Linked DNA regions of Homo sapiens: regions 2 and 3 are each linked to region 1. The links are chromatin contacts, found by Hi-C or POLR2A ChIA-PET in ENCODE. All regions are on one chromosome and are shown on one strand. Each heading gives the region's core, a stretch centred on a gene start or an enhancer-like site at or near the end of the contact. The rest is flanking DNA. Distances are from core to core; before and after follow the strand shown. Region 1 has its middle 44 kb from the start of TAF1B. Region 2 overlaps YWHAQ (tyrosine 3-monooxygenase/tryptophan 5-monooxygenase activation protein theta). Region 3 overlaps LOC105373418 (a long non-coding RNA gene).

What was found. A loop is a pair of places that touch in the nucleus more often than their neighbours do. ChIA-PET counts read pairs that join two places held with the same protein, here RNA polymerase II (POLR2A). Pooled maps may share reads with other maps.
Region 2: a loop to region 1 is called in a pooled map, with 4 times the contacts of the local background. The contact joins two enhancer-like sites. A Hi-C loop is called at or near these places in 1 of 168 maps with a recorded cell type or tissue (naive thymus-derived CD4-positive, alpha-beta T cell) and 9 of 50 pooled maps. POLR2A ChIA-PET finds 5 or more read pairs at or near these places in 8 of 52 experiments (B cell, PC-9, activated CD4-positive, alpha-beta memory T cell and 3 more).
Region 3: a pooled map shows a loop between it and region 1 (4-fold over the local background). The contact joins two enhancer-like sites. A Hi-C loop is called at or near these places in 1 of 168 maps with a recorded cell type or tissue (naive thymus-derived CD4-positive, alpha-beta T cell) and 10 of 50 pooled maps. POLR2A ChIA-PET finds 5 or more read pairs at or near these places in 4 of 52 experiments (BJ, GM12878, T-cell and 1 more).

What each region holds. Positions count from the first base shown.
Region 1 is chr2:9,797,830-9,800,783 of GRCh38, forward strand. No RefSeq gene overlaps it. Among named protein-coding and RNA genes, the nearest start is that of TAF1B, 44 kb to the right of the region's middle. RefSeq lists enhancers at 1,987-2,822, 2,823-2,954. Within about 2 kb of position 1,567, at least 13 of the 41 ENCODE cell types and tissues checked have a DNase peak (open chromatin) inside an H3K27ac peak, as active enhancers do; they include PC-9, where a contact is called at or near this core.
Region 2 is chr2:9,593,345-9,596,298 of GRCh38, forward strand. All of the region lies in intron 2 of YWHAQ (tyrosine 3-monooxygenase/tryptophan 5-monooxygenase activation protein theta), which reads right to left. Among named protein-coding and RNA genes, the nearest start is that of YWHAQ, 36 kb to the right of the region's middle. Within about 2 kb of position 1,472, at least 10 of the 41 ENCODE cell types and tissues checked have a DNase peak (open chromatin) inside an H3K27ac peak, as active enhancers do; they include PC-9, where a contact is called at or near this core.
Region 3 is chr2:9,654,076-9,657,029 of GRCh38, forward strand. The region is part of intron 3 of LOC105373418 (a long non-coding RNA gene); the gene reads left to right. Among named protein-coding and RNA genes, the nearest start is that of YWHAQ, 25 kb to the left of the region's middle. RefSeq lists enhancers at 801-910, 1,234-1,473, 2,104-2,203, 2,255-2,756, 2,714-2,883. Within about 2 kb of position 1,541, at least 6 of the 41 ENCODE cell types and tissues checked have a DNase peak (open chromatin) inside an H3K27ac peak, as active enhancers do.

The sequences.
Region 1 (2,954 bases), core at 317-2,816:
ACAGCAGGAGCTGGGGACTCCCTGAAGGCGCTGACCTCGGCCGACTCCCCCAAGAATTCCCAGACCCTGGCACGGGTGCCGGCACATGTGCTGCCCAGGGCAGGCTCGGTGGACACATCTACAGTTCATTCTCCCACTTTAGTCCATTTGCTTAAGACACCCTTCCCTGGCAATCGGTAAGGTGCACACATACTGCCTGGGGCTCTCATTAAACTGCAGATTCCAGTTCTGTAGGTCTGGGAGGGGCCTATGATTGTGCAGTTCTAACCAGCTCCCAGGTGAGGCCAATGCTGCTGGCTCAGGGACCACACTTTTCACAGTGAAGCTTTAGAGCTCATTATCTTCCAGGAAGACAAATGCAATACAGGTGTTGCCTGTAGCCAATGCTTCAGCAAATGCTATGGATGCTGCGACTCTGAAACTGGCTGCACCTGCCCAGCAGTCCTGTGAGAGAGTCTGTTAATAAGTAGCAAAGTAGACTCCTCACTGAGGAGGGCAGTTCAGGGACTCGGAAGTCAGGGATGCCCAGAAGGTACACAAGGGGGCTGGGAATCCAGGCTGCAACCTCTAGGCCCAGAGGCCTGGGTGCCAGGCTCAACACAGTTGCTGCTCGCCCAGTGACCTCACGTGAGACACCTCCTCTCTCTGGGCCTCTGCACCTACTCTGGGTGGTACTATCTGCCATGAGAGTGAGATGGGAAACTCTTCCAAAGAAAGGAGGGCTGGATGCTGGTGAGTTGGCATTATTGGCAAGAGCAGATATGATCAGCCCTGACCATGGGCCAAACACCATTCTGCCCACTTTCTCTGTATCAGTGTGTTTAACCCTCAGGGCGACCCTCAGAGGTGGGCACTGTTCTTATTACCTTTTCACACAAGAGAAAACTGAAGCCCAGAGGACGCAATTGCTGTTAAGACCCCAGGCAGTCTGGCTCCCAGCCTTCTACTGAACCCTCTTGTCACTCTGCCTCTCCAGCCTGAAGCTCTGGAACCGTAATAGGTTCATGGCCTGACCCGTGCAGGAAGTCAATATGCAAGATGCCGCATTGCAGCAGAGAGAGAGGTCTAATCAATGCAGGGCCACCAAGTGAGGAGATGGGAGGAAACCCCCAATCCATCATCTCCCCAGGGAGTTCGGGGCTCGAATTTTTAAGGGTTTTGAAGTGGGTCAAAGTGTGGAGGTCCTTGATTGGTCGAAGAGTGCAGTCACGGGACAAGGAGATGAAGAAACCTCACTGTCACGCGGATTCCGTTCCTCTGTGGGGGTCTTCGAGCTGGTTGGCATCAGCTGTTCTGATGGAATTCAGGATCTGCTTAAGCAATTCTTAAACAAAATTCCTATGATTCTAAGGTCAGAGATCCTATCAATAGGAACCATGGGGATGTGAACTGTCCGTACCTAGGGCTACGTGACTTTTGGTTACAAGGAAGTGGGTCAAAGTACAGCCTGATGAATGCTTAATTATAGCTATATGACTGTCCGCAGTTCTTGTTAACCCTGTGAGGCTGGCTTCAGCTGGGTCTGCACTAGGTTAAGAAAGGGAGAAGAAGGGTGGGGACCTCAGCCCTTCCTTCCTGCCCAGACCACAGCCTGCAAACCTCCTCGGGTCCCCTCTGGCTCCAGGGCTCTCGCTGCAGACAGATCAGAAAGGACTCTGGGTCTGTCCCACCCCAGCCAGGCAGCCCAGAGCCCTCAGAGCAGGTGCTGCCCAAATGTTCCTGGGCATGGTGGGACCTTCTGCTAGGCAGGCTCTTCCTCATAGATTTGGGGGCTGCTTGTTTTAGGTTTAAAACAACCTGAGCTTCCCCCAGCCAAGTCCCTATCTCATTGTGTTGCCGTGGTCTGTTTGCCTGTCTGTCTTGTCCCCTAAACTTTGCACTCTCAGAAACGGGGCTGTGTTCCCTCCTCCCTAGGTCTCCAGCTCAGTGTCTTGCACACAGTGGGTGGTGAACTGACTTGCTCCTAGTTTCCCCTCTAGAGGTGCTGGGATGCAGTGACAACGCGCTTCCAGATCTTGCCACCAGAGGGCAGGAGCGCACAGCAGCCGAGTGTGAGCAGCGCGGCAGAGAGCAGGTCGGGCTGGGTGGGTCCCTGGACATCCAGCCGGCAGGGCAGGGAAGGGCCAGGCGCAGAGGGTAAATGAGGACAGGGCCTTGGGGGAGTCTCTTCATTTCCCATGCCGATTCCAGAGACTTCTTTTCTCTTCCTTCCCTTCCATTCCCCTGCCATCTCTTTTCCACTCCCTCCCCTTCCATGTTGACCAGGGTCCAATTTTGACTTTGTGTGACTTTGGGCCAGAAACCTCTTCTCTCTAAGTTGTAGTTTCCTCGTCTGTAAAATGGGGAAGTAGTGCTACCCAATTCTGGGCAGTTCCCTATCTTCCCTTCCTCAGGCTTTGGGACCCTCTGTAGGGCCACGCTTCTCGGCTCTTAGTGGGGAGCTCCAGACTGTGACCCAGGCAAAGCCAGGGGCCCTTTGAAGTGAGCTGCCTCCTCTGCCCCCTGCCTGGGAGAGGACACCTGCAGGCCTGGCCCTGTGGGGCCAGGTGGGCTGGCAGAGTGGATGGGCTGGGAGCTGTGGCAGCTGTGCCGGGTACACACAGGACATCAGCTGGGCCTGTTCCACTCAAGCATAGATGAGCAGGCAGGCATGAATGAATGAATGAATGAATGAATGAATGAATGAATGAAGAGTGAATGAATGAGTGAATGAATGGGAGAAATTCAGGCATGGCTTCAGAATACTTGTAGCAAAGGGATTTTCATACCCACTGCCAGTGGAACCTGGAAGCCTCCTAAGCCTCTCGGAGCCCAGCTTGAGTGGAGTCCACTGGGGGCTTGTCCTCTTTTTGAAGCCTCTTGTCCCTTTTGGACTCCTCACTGGCAGAAGCCTAAGAGACCCTTAGTCTAAGCTTTCAGGGGGTGAGAGGAGGAGTCTACTAACTGGGAGGGTT
Region 2 (2,954 bases), core at 222-2,721, 200 kb before region 1:
ACTACAGGCGCACACCACCACGCCCAGCTTACTTTTGTATTTTTAGTAGAGACAGGGTTTCACCATGTTGACCAGGCTGGTCTCAAACTCCTGACCTCAAGTGATCTGCCCACCTCGGCCTCCCAAAGTACTGGGATTACAGGCGTGAGCCACTGCGCCTGGCCCATAAGTTATTTTTAAAGAAAATAAACAGAGGCTGCGTACAACAGCTCACACCTACCATCCAAGCACTCTGGGAAGTAGAGGCAGAGGCAAGAGGATTGCCTGAGAGCCCAGGAGTTTGAGACCAGCCTGGGCAACATAATGGGACCCTGTCTCTACAAAGAATTTTAAAAAAATTAGGTGTGGTGGCATACACCTGTAATCCCAGCTACTTGGAAGGCTGAGGCAGAAGGAAGGCTTAAACCCCGGGGGTGGAGGCTGCAGTGAGCCATGATCGTGCCACTGCATTCCAGCCTGGGAGACAGAGCAAAAGAGATCCTGTCTGTCTCTAAAAGAAAAAAACCAGAAAAACATTAAAAATCCTTTAATTGAAAAAATATTTTAAATAGATTAAAAAAAATATATATATATATATATACACACACACACACACACACTTTTTTAAGGGCCTGAGGCCAGAGGAAGTTAAAACACACACACACACACACACACACGCACGCACAAAAAATTAGTATAAAATTATGTATCGAAGTCTCAGAAGTTTATGCATTATAGAAGTCATGAGTATCAAAATTGTGGCTCAAGTTGGAAAGTTGCTGAGCCAGGAGTGTGGCAAAAGAGGTCATTAGGGCCACACCCAAATTAAAGGCAACTGTGACAAGTGCTGCTCCAGTATCACTACACTCTTAACTGTAAAAACAACAGACAAATCAGTTTTTCAGAATTTATTGTGCTCAACATCACCAATATAATTTTAATAGTTTTTTAATAAACTGAGACACTCGAATCTTAAAAAATTATATTACTTTAACTTTTTCCTCTATTACCATTTTCATGTATTATGGATGACTTTCAATTTAAAAACTATTTTTATGAACTGAATTTAGGGTTGTGGTGGAAGGAGGAGGGTAGGAGGCAATAGTGAGATAGTCACAAAAAAAGTTCTAGATCTCAAACTGACTCAGTCATTGGTATCTTTAAATGAGTGGATTCTGAGAAGTAGTATCAAAGAAGGCAAACATAGTATTTATACCGAGAGAAATACCACCTCTGCCTGTACCCACACCAAGGAACTCTAATGTAAAGTAAGATGCCTCTCACTTTTCTTGTTCCTCCAAGTGAGTCAGTCAGTTACAATGAAATTCCACAGGATCTCCAAAAAGATGCCAGCTCTGGTGAAGATATTATTTATGGTCACAAAAAAAGCTACTCAGTACCTTTAAGACCTAGTGCTCTGTTAACTGTGGTAGATTTGTAAGAGCAGGGGCTGAGAAAAGTCTGACTAGAACAATGGCTTAGGGTGAGGAGTAGGGAAGAGAGAAATTTCCATTCTAGCACTAGTCTCTCCTGAGTCACTCATGCTAGATGTGTGGGTGTTCTCAAGGACTGTGGACAAAGGGCCTTCCAAGGATTCAGAAAGCTGCCAAACAGCTACTGCATTCATTACAACACAGCCACTTATGAGCTAACCTCTTCTTTCTAAAATTATTAACTTTGACTACTAGTTTGCATATAACCATTACGTATGATTTACAGTGTTGGGCTTTTACAAAGTGACTTGGGCATTACTTCCATCCTGGAGTTTCAGCCAGGTATCATGGTTCTTTGTCAGATGCCACTAGCTCTCTGTGAAGGAAACAACAGGTACAGAATAGTTCCGTCTTTCCATATACTATCAGTAGTAAAGATGTATACTTTAGCTCAACTAAAAGACATAATGGAGTCTGCTTCATGTCTTTCCCAAATAATCAAGTCTGTATCTGTATTATCAATACCAAATATTATTAATGCCAGATAGAATATAGCCTATAAATGTATAATATTTTAAAATTATTGTAAAAAACACGGATCAGAGACCAAAAACCCCAAACTGACACATAACTCCCTGAAAGTCTTTCCCAGAAGTCAGGAGCGAGGGCCAGGTGCCGTGACTCATGCCTGTTATCCCAGCACTTTGGGAGGCCGAGATGGGTGGATCACTTGAGGTCAGGAGTTCAAGACCAGCCTGACCACCACGGTGAAACCCCATTTCTACTAAAAATACAAAATTAGCCGGGTATGGTGACACATGCCTGTAATCCCAGCTATTTGGGAGGCTGACACAGGAGAACTGCTTGAACCCAGGAGGCAGAAGTTCCAGTGAGCTGAGATATTGCACTCCAGCCTGGGCAACAAGAGCAAAATTCCATCTCAAAAAAAAAAAAAAAAAAAAAGTCACCAGACGGGAGTATAGTTAGATGTTCCCCCACTGATTTCTTCTGTACGTTATTCTTATCAATTAAGCAGGAGCTCCCCCTTGTAAACTCGTTAGCAAATTTTATTATCTTGGGAGTTTTGGTGGGCTAAGACTGAAGGTCCCTCTGGTGCTGACAGTGTTACTTGACTGAGGGTAAAATGTGGATGGTAGTGTGTTCCTTTTTGAGAATTTGAAAACTAAGAGGTCAATGTACTACCCACAATAAAAGATGAACTAGTAATTTGGAACACTCTAGACCAAAGAAACAAGGAAAGTGAAAGGAAAGAATGTAAGTTATTATAGAGGTTGCTTTAGGAAATGCTAAAGGAACTCAGAATAAGTTTAATCTTAGAAAAATAGGATGGGAACAATAGACTATAACACAAAAGCTATAAAGAATAATATAAGAAATGAAACTGTTGAGAAATAATATTAATGCAAATTTAGAACAGTAACTATTCCTCCTTTCCCCCACCCCCATATCTTAGGAAAAAAAGGCTTCCAGAAGAACAACAAAACCCCCATACGATCTTCAAGAGTTAACTATTGTATAAAA
Region 3 (2,954 bases), core at 291-2,790, 140 kb before region 1:
ATGATACTGAGATTAACCTTGGGCAAGCCTCTCTGATCCTTTGCTTATATATACGTGAAATGAGAAGATAAAGGTCCCAGTGAGACTGAATGAGATCATGAGTACGAAAGTGTCCTGTTAGTGAAAATGCACCTGGTCATCATTCCACTACATCTTCCTGTCTGTTTTCTCTTGGCCCTAGAAAGTGCTGTGGAAGCTTGGGGGTGAGTTCTGAAGTGTGTACACAACTGGAACCAGAGCAGCCACTGACTGCCTTGGGCCAGCAGCTTCTGGAGCCCAAACTTGGACCTCTGCATCCCTCCTGGGGCCCCAGCTCTAAGTACTGGGGTACGGTGCTGAATGGGGCGGGGAGGCTGTCAGCTTTCCTAGCTGCCTCTGTGTGCTGTGCTCTCTCCAGGGCCCAGTTCTCCAGGAGAAGGAGCAGGAGCAGGTATGCTGAGGACTCCATGAGAGCCAGCCTTTTGAATAGCAGCAAGTTTGTGGGGGCATCTGGGGACAGGGTCTGGGACAGCCCAGTCCAGCCCAGCCCAGGCAGGGGAGACGGCAACAGCAGCAACTCTGCTAGAAGTGACATGCAGATGTTGGCTGAAAGCCATCTACCCTCCCTCCTTCCTTTTCTTTCATCTTCCCTTTCTTTCCCACTCTCCCTCCTGTCTTCTCTACTCCACTTCTCTCCTTTCTTCCACAGTGCTATGGCTGCCTACGTGATGCCAAGCACCATGCAGTATTAGCAGCCACAGGCTGCTTACCCGGAAAACTGGACTTTTGTGCTCACAGGCTTTAAGAGAGATGGGGACAGCCTGGACTGCATGCAGAGGGAGCCACTAGGGCTGCTGGGGAGGTTCGAGACACGTCACAGGGGTTACCTGAAGGACTGAGGCTATAGCTTGGAGGAGACTCTGAAAACTGTTATCAGATATTCGAAGAACTGTCCATTGAAAGAAGAACAAAAAAAATTTTTTCCCAGCCAGGCATGGTGGCTCACAACTGTAATCCCAGAACTTTGGGAGGCTGAGGTGGGCAGATCAACTTGAGGCCAGGAGTTCGAGACCAGGCTGGCCAACATGGCGAAACCCCATCTCTACTGAAAATACAACAAATCAGCTGGGTGGGGTGGGGTGTGCCTGTAGTCCCAGCTTGGGAGGCTGAGGCCCGAGAATTGCTTGAGCCAGAGAGGCGGAGGTTGCAGTGAGCTGACAGCATGCCACTGCACTCCAGCCTGGGTGACAGAGCCAGACCCTGTCTCAAAAAAAAATTTTTTTTTCTTTTTTTCTGTGAAACCCAAAAGGAACAATTAGGTAGAGAGTTTCAGCTCTGTATCTGAGTGTCCTTTCATAATCTGAATTGTCCCAGGGTGGAAGAGGCTTCCCTGGAAGGTGAGTTCCTTGTCACCAAAGACCCTCAAGGACAGCAGGGACCACTCGGTGGCCAGAATGCTGGAGAGGGGAATTCAAACTTTTGCTGCAGTGGGAGTGCGTCAGACTCGATGACTGTCAGACTCTGGTCTTCCTTCGATCTTTGAGCTGAGAGTGGAAGAAGATGAAGTGTGACTTAGCTATTCAACCACGCCACAACCCCAAGCATCTTTAGTTTTTGTTCTGATTTTTATCTTCAGTAGCTGACTGACTGGGCATGAGTAATTCCAACTCCCCAGGCCGGGTGCACTTCACAGGCATGTTTCAGAATAAAATAGAACCTATGGCTCCAGCCCACCTTGACTGTGGTCACCAAAGATGCTTACCCTGACCCTGGGGTAAGAAATGAGCCCTTGGAGGGTCCTGGGTGTGCCCAGCCCCCACTGATGTGACTGGCAGCCCCCACCACAGTCTGCAGCCCCAGGCAGGGAAGCCTCCCCCTCCAAAGTTCTAGAGGGTTTTTAAAAATGTTTAAAGACATTTACAGCAAAACAAAATCAATTATCAAGTTTTGAGTCACCTCTCTTGCAAATAGAAACTTTTCTGTAAGAACTGCTTCTACTAGGCTGGGTGTGGTGGCTCATGCCTGTAATCCCAGCACTTTAGGAGGCTGAGGTGGGCAGATCATGAAGTCAGGAGTTCGAGACCAGCCTGGCCAACATAGTGAAATACTGTCTCTGCTAAAAATATAAAAAATTAGCTGGTCGTGGTGGCGTGCGCTTATAGTCCCATCTACTCAGGAGGCTGAGGCAGGAGAATCGCTTGAACCCGGAGGCGGAGGTTGCAGTGGGCCGAGATTGCACCATTGCACTCCAGCCTGGGTGACAGTGTGAGACTCTGTCTCCAAAAAAAAACAAAAAAAACAAAACAAAGAACAAGAAACAAAACAAAAGAACCGCTTCTACTGGGAAAGAAAACCAGAGAGAAAACCATTTATAGATTATCTCAGATTTACAAGTGAGAACCACAGGCCTGACCCCAGTTCACCTATGCCAGGGCTGAGTCTACACAGTCAACAGCCTCAGGATGCAGGGATGAGTCAGTGTGAAACAAAGACTCAACCCCCATCTAACGGAGCCCTTTCCCTGCTGTGCTCAGCCTGCACGGAATCTGCTTCTAGACAACCCAGACAGCCAGAAGCCAATGCATCTGACTGAGAGGAGTGGATAATGACTTCCCTTTTTAAAAACTTTCTTATTGGCTGCGCACGGTGGCTCACGCCTGTAATCCCAGCACTTCAGGAGGTCGAGATCGGCGGATAGACTTGAGGTCGGGAGTTTGAGACCATCCTGGCCAACATGGCGAAACCCCATCTCTGCTAAAAATACAAAAATTAGCTGCGTGTGGTGGTGCACGCCTGTAGTCCCAGCTACTTGGGGTGCTGAGGCACGAAAATCACTTGAGCCTGGGAGGCAGAGGTTGCAGTGAGCCTAGAAGACAGAGCAAGACTCCATCTCAAAACAAAAACCAAATAAACAAAACACCTTTCTTATTGAGGGGTAGCACATCTGCCACCAAGCATGCTTCTGATGGTCCCTC